Linked DNA regions of Mus musculus: region 1 is linked to region 2. The links are chromatin loops, found by intact Hi-C in ENCODE. Cell type or tissue: left cerebral cortex. All regions are shown on one strand. Links, peaks and the distances in the headings refer to the core of each region. The heading gives the core; the rest is flanking DNA. Region 1 has its middle 150 kb from the start of Gpd2. Region 2 has its middle 45 kb from the start of Gm25388.

Region 1 (2,920 bases), core at 148-2,647, 310 kb after region 2:
TTTGACTAATATTACAGAGTATATGACATTCCATTTGAGAAAAATTTTATAATGGGCAGCATTGTACATTTCACTAGATATGTAAGGATAGGATTAGCAAAAATATAAAGCATGTGTGCTTACAATAAGAAAAAGATGTATGATATATAAATTGCTAAAAAATATTCTATAGAAAATTATTTGTTGAAAATATTATTGTGTTTGTCTCCAGACAATGAGATTTTAGCAAAGTTTTAATTATTCTTATAGATTTTAATTTTAGAAAAATTTTGTAATGGTACATAAAGTAATAACATAAATGAATCACATATATATATTCCTTTGGTCTTTTTTTCCTACATTCATTTGTAATTCTCATTTGTTTTATTTTCATGGGCATGGTATTCAGGGAAGAGTGGGGGCTTAGAAATAACAAATAATGTCCAAAGGAGAAAGAGACATCACTGAATGAGATTCAGATAAAATGACATAATGCTCCACTCCCCAAGTTTCCATTTCATCTTTTCTCATTTGTATTTCAGAATATTTTAGCAACCTTTGACATTTAGTGAAACAAAAGCCTACAGTCACTTTGACTCTTCTCTCTCCACTTTTAGAGAATATTCTGGTAGTGGCAGCCTCTTTCTTCCCTTCTTATTACTGAGTTCAAGGCAACACAACAGAATCGACATGGTTGGGGGAGAGGGACGTGTCTTTACCATTTGCTTGAAGAGCCATCCTCCTTGAGTGTTAGGTTCGTAGCTCTCTAGTGTTTACCCGATAGTCAAGATCTGAATTGACACTATCTACCCAGCTTGCTTAGTTGCTTATAAAGAACAGCTGTAATTAGGCATGATGTGGGCTACAATATAAGCCTGTGTTACTAATAACAAGTGGGATGCCCAGCATCAAGAGACAAGAAGTGGCCTTTATTCCCATTTATGTTACCAGGAAAAAAGGCAGACATAGAGCCACTGTCATGTTACGTTTTTTAAGGCAATAAAAGTGTTTTGAATTCCTAGACATCCTACGAGTTTTAATTTTATAAAAATGTGCTGTCTATTTTCTTTCTTTTCCTTTGAATCTTTTAGCATCACACACTGAGCCTGGCTCTTTCCCTTCTCTAGAGGCCAGGGAGGCTTCCAGCATATGCTTATGCAAGAAACGGGGTGTTTGCCTCCTTTCCAACCTTGCCCCCGCAGTCTCCGCATTATGGGAAACTGGAAAACAGAAACACTACACAGAGCCTGCAAAACCTCCTGTGTGCAAACTCCAAAAGAGTGTGGTGTTCTGGTGGGGGGTTGTAAGCAAGCTCTTTCCTTAGGAAAGCTTTCCCAGGGCAAATCCCTGTCTCCATGGATACCTTTCACTATGCCCAGAATGTGACCCTGGGGTCTTTCTTCCAATTGCTGAGCAGAACAGAACTCGGTGCACAGAGCAGCCGAGATTGTACTTGGGAAAACTGCTGTGCAGGCACCTGCTGCTCTAGGATGCGACTCAAACTTCTCTCAGTTCAGTCCGCATTTCCTGAGCAATACTGCACTGAAGCTCTTGACTGGGAACAGCTAGATAATCCTTAACCAAGAAAACATGGTTTCCTATCAGGAGAGGGTACAATCACACCTGATTATGACCACAAGACAAGCGAAATCAAGGTTTGCTAGATTATAAGGAAGAGAAATTTAGTAGTTAGGAGAAAGACTTTGGACTAAGGGTTAACATTTGAGGAAGAATGTAAAATATACTAATGTATATAACGTATGTATATAGACAAGAGGAACTGCTTAAGCTGCAAGAACAATCAATGTGTAAAGACAAGCAGAAAGTGATAGTGTGACCCGGCCCTGATTCTTTGTCACTGTGGTAAAGGGCAATTTAGGGACCCTGGACTCAAAGACAGATAGCAGATTGCAAACTATCTTCTCATCTTGTCAAGAAGGTGCTGTAGGCTTCTGAGGATGTGAGAGACTGAAGTCATTAGTTTAAAAGAATGGCCTTTCTGAGGGAGACTACCATGAGTAGCCATTGGGATGTGTCAGTGTGCTTGAAAGTGTTCTAGAAATAGTTATAGGGATGGAAATGTCGGAAACCCAGATAAACCCTGGATTCAAATGAAGGGACAACCAGGGGAAGTATTTACAGGAAGAAAGGGTTTAGTACACCAACAGACTAACTATAGGGGTTGCAAAGGAGTGAATGCAGAGAGCAGATTTATTCCCTTAGCTGGACTGGCAGAGTTTGGAAAATATTGCAAAGATTTCCTCAGCTTATGACACAATACAGTTTATGCTGCATCTGTCTTGGGAATCTAGGAGAATGTTAGAAAGGGAATAATTTTGAGGATTCATTCAGATTTTATCCACTTTTATTTGATGCAGAAATATGTATAATTTAGGGTATTTATAAATAATGTATGTTCTGTGATGTTGTACCCCAAATGAAAAGGGAGTGTTCAGTTTGCAAAGCGGCACAGCTGTTAAGTGAGACGGCTCCAAGCACTGCTGCCTTCGGGACTGGTGAAGGGGCTGTGTTGAGCTTGAGAAAGAAGACACCATAAATCATCAGATTTCAAATACATACCTGGCTAGTAATATGGCTGTTGTCTGTTCCTCGTATTGTCAACTTGACACAAGTTAGGGTCATCAGGGAAGAGGGAACCTAGATTGAGAAAATGCCTTCATCAGATTGGCCTGTGAGGCATTTTCTTAATGATTGTAGAGGTTTGAAAAAATATGGCCCCCATAAGCCCACGTATTTGAATGCTTAGTCATCAGAGAGTGGTGCCAGTTGAGACAGATTAGAAGGATGAAGAGGTGTGACCTTGAGGAAGTGTGTCGAGGGTGGGCTTTGAGGTTTCAAAAGCCAACACCAGGCCTAGTGTTGAGCCCATGGATTAGGATGTTGCTCTCAGCCATCCATGCTGCCAAGATCCCCACTATGG
Region 2 (2,920 bases), core at 97-2,596:
ACACATTGGGGGGGGGGTCGTTTATTTGTTTTTGTTTTTGTTTTTTTTTTCTTGCACATAAATCAAGAAAATTTGAGGTAAGCATTAAATTTTAATTTTTTTTTTTTAAAATCTCTGCTTTGAAAATGGTCCTAATATAGTGATGTGGACTTTCTAAGCCACAAGAGTGAAAAGAGGGTGGAAAAAAAAAAGCTGAAAAGGACATCTCAAGAATGGAATTACTTAGTTTACAGTTAACTTTTCACTTTCAGAGAAGCATTGTCGTCTTACCTGGTATTATATTTAGGGAGTAATAAACAAACAAATGAAAAACAGGAGTTAGTATTCTCCCTCTTTTGTGAAGTCAATGTTCTCAAAAACTATTAAAGAAACATAATGACCTTGCTTTGACCTGGCCCCTAAAAGGACCAGGATCAATAAAAGACAGGTGTCATCCCTCACAAATGTTTTAGCAAGGACGGTGATGTAGAGTCCTGGAGAGAGAATAGCACACCGTTCTAAACTGGCTCAGCCCATCTGCATTTGTGGTGGGTATCTCTATATACCTAAAGTTTTAATTAGAAAATTCCTATAATAAGGGTTTGGCAAGAGCCATCCTCTAACTTACAACAGAAAGAAGATTAGAAGCAGTGACAAGGCTGAAATTATTCTTATTGATAGAGTGGTGAGGGTGCCTTCAACTTGAGTAAAAGTAATTAGGTTAACTTTATTTCTTGCCTTGGCAGCGCCTTCTCCCTTTGTTGATGTAATCAAGCCCCCTTTCCTTCACTGCTCTAAATCACTGCAGAGTCCTTAGAACCAGAAAGCACAAAATGCTTGCTGACTAAAGGGCTCTATTGAGTGACTTCAGCTCCCGCTGCCTGAGGACAGACTGCATATTGAAGCATAAGAGGGGAAGGGGGTGGGCTTCAAAAGAATTAGCGCTTGCTTTATTTGGTCACAATCTGACTCCTACATGATTCTGATTTTATTGGAGAAGACTTGAAGCTGTCAAGGATAAATTAAGGAGTAAATAATCCCCCTGTCGCTGAAAAGGGACCACAGAAAGACTGGGGTCTCGAGGTTTCTTTGTTAGCACGTCCCGTCGGCTCTTTACTGTTGAGATTGTTGTCAGTTTTCTAGACACAGAAGTCATCTCCTTCTTGCTCCATGCTCTGTTTTGGGTTAGTTTGTGTCATTTTTCTTGCAGTGGAAAATTTCTGTGTCCTGAAGAAATGCTTTCACCTGCCAGTGAGGTAAACACAGTATGCCCTGTTTTACCAAAAGAGGGCAATGTTGCTGTGCGGAACCTCCTCGCTCTGCTCCAACTGGGTCCCCAGAATGGTAAATAATCGCCTCTGTCTGTTCCCTTTCACCGCATAACAAGTTTGCACATGTCTCTGCGCTTTGTAGTTAATCTGGACTTTGTAACTATCTGTCCTACCTATTAACGCCATCCACTCCCAAATTGTTTAAAGGGTAATGCCTTTCACTCCATGCGTGACTGGCACACGCGGGCGGAAAAGCTGTCTCTGTAATTCTGCTCTTTTCTCTATGCCATTGATAGACAAGAGGAAAAACAGCCTGCTTTATGAAATGTTGAAAGGCGTGTCTACTATCCTCCTATTCCCAAACATTCGGTCAGCAAAGTGTCTATTCTTGCTCTCCACGGGTAACCAAACAGAAAAGCCAAAGTCGGGGGTGGGGGAAATTGTTTTCAGGAAACTTACTTGAAAATTAGCCCTTGTTCTATTAGCTAAGACATGAGTGGAAACTAATACCAGGATGCAGATGATAACTGGTTAACTGGCAGTCGGTTTCTTTTGTGGAGTCTCGGGTTGGTTTTGTTCAACCCCCTGTCAATTCAGGCCTTTATGAAAAACTTGCTTTCTTCAGGAAGATGCTAAATTGGTGTTAGTTCTTTTCTTTAAAAAGGATGGCGTGTCTTAACCTTATCCTGCTTCTGCTTTAGGGTTTTATGTATTTTATTTATTTTGTCGCTCCTTTAAAGACTTGTGATCTGATTGTTTCTTGGAAAGTACAATTTAGCTCTTCCCTGGACGGCTTGTTAGAGGAGGAGAATTCCTGGGGTGTTTTTGGTGAAAGAAGGGACTCTCTGGAGAGTGCTTTTGCTCTCTTAAGTCCCTGCGGTACATTGCCACTAGAGCAACCTGCTTCCACGTTTAAAACACCTCCTAGCTCATTTCCCTACATATACATGTTTACCCTTATGTATAACACTAATCTTGCTTTTGTTTTTATTAGTGATTCATGTTTAAAGTTTATTAAAAAGAAAAGGCTGTAGACATTTTTCTTGAGCATTAAATAACACTGATCTCATTTTCTACAAAGCTGTCACTAGTCATTTTATCAGAACCAAAAATCAAAAAAAAGGTATAAACCTCATCATCATTAAAACTAAAAAATAAATTAAACAAAAAAAAAAAAAAAAAAAAGAACTAGGTTCAGAGTGATAAATTCTTGAAGGAAGTGGAGGGCTTAGAAGAGCCTAATGGTGTTTTTCAGTTTCTAAAGTGCCTCGTGTTCTTATATTTAACTGGGCTTCAAAGATTTAAGTAGAATCTATCATCCTTGGGACATCAATAAAACCCAAAGCAAGCCATGGCTGCTGTAGGCGCTCCCAGGAAATCCTTATTTAACATTGACTTCGTTTACAGTGGCTCTGTGCTTTCATTTCCTCTGAGTTAAAGCCCACAGTCTCATTTCTGCTTCCTTCCCCTACAACTCTCCGTGTATGTACATGAGACAGTCTACATTATTAAAAGAATAATAACTGTCTTGCAGGTTTCTGAACCCAAGATTGTATTTTCTTTCTCAAATATTCATTAAAAAAAATAGAGATTCTATTTTATTGAAAGTGCTCTTTAATGAATAGTATTCCTGTTTGCGTACACGAAGGAGCTTCCCGGGCCATTCCCTG

Evidence for each region. A loop is a pair of places that touch in the nucleus more often than their neighbours do. Peaks named below come from ENCODE experiments on the same cell type or tissue, not always from the same donor. Only the 100,000 strongest peaks of a DNase experiment are listed, where the experiment ranks them.
Region 1: it touches region 2 in a loop (2.1-fold over the local background); 3 of 42 quality-filtered maps call a loop at or near these places.

The regions. Positions count from the first base shown.
Region 1 is chr2:57,386,413-57,389,332 of GRCm38, reverse strand. No RefSeq gene overlaps it. Among named protein-coding and RNA genes, the nearest start is that of Gpd2, 150 kb to the right of the region's middle. In left cerebral cortex, for the core only: no CTCF peak of the experiment used is centred there; a DNase peak (open chromatin) is centred at 1,186.
Region 2 is chr2:57,697,340-57,700,259 of GRCm38, reverse strand. No RefSeq gene overlaps it. Among named protein-coding and RNA genes, the nearest start is that of Gm25388, 45 kb to the right of the region's middle. In left cerebral cortex, for the core only: a CTCF peak has its summit at 1,258 (motif pointing right); a DNase peak (open chromatin) is centred at 1,315; H3K4me3 peaks cover 384 bases.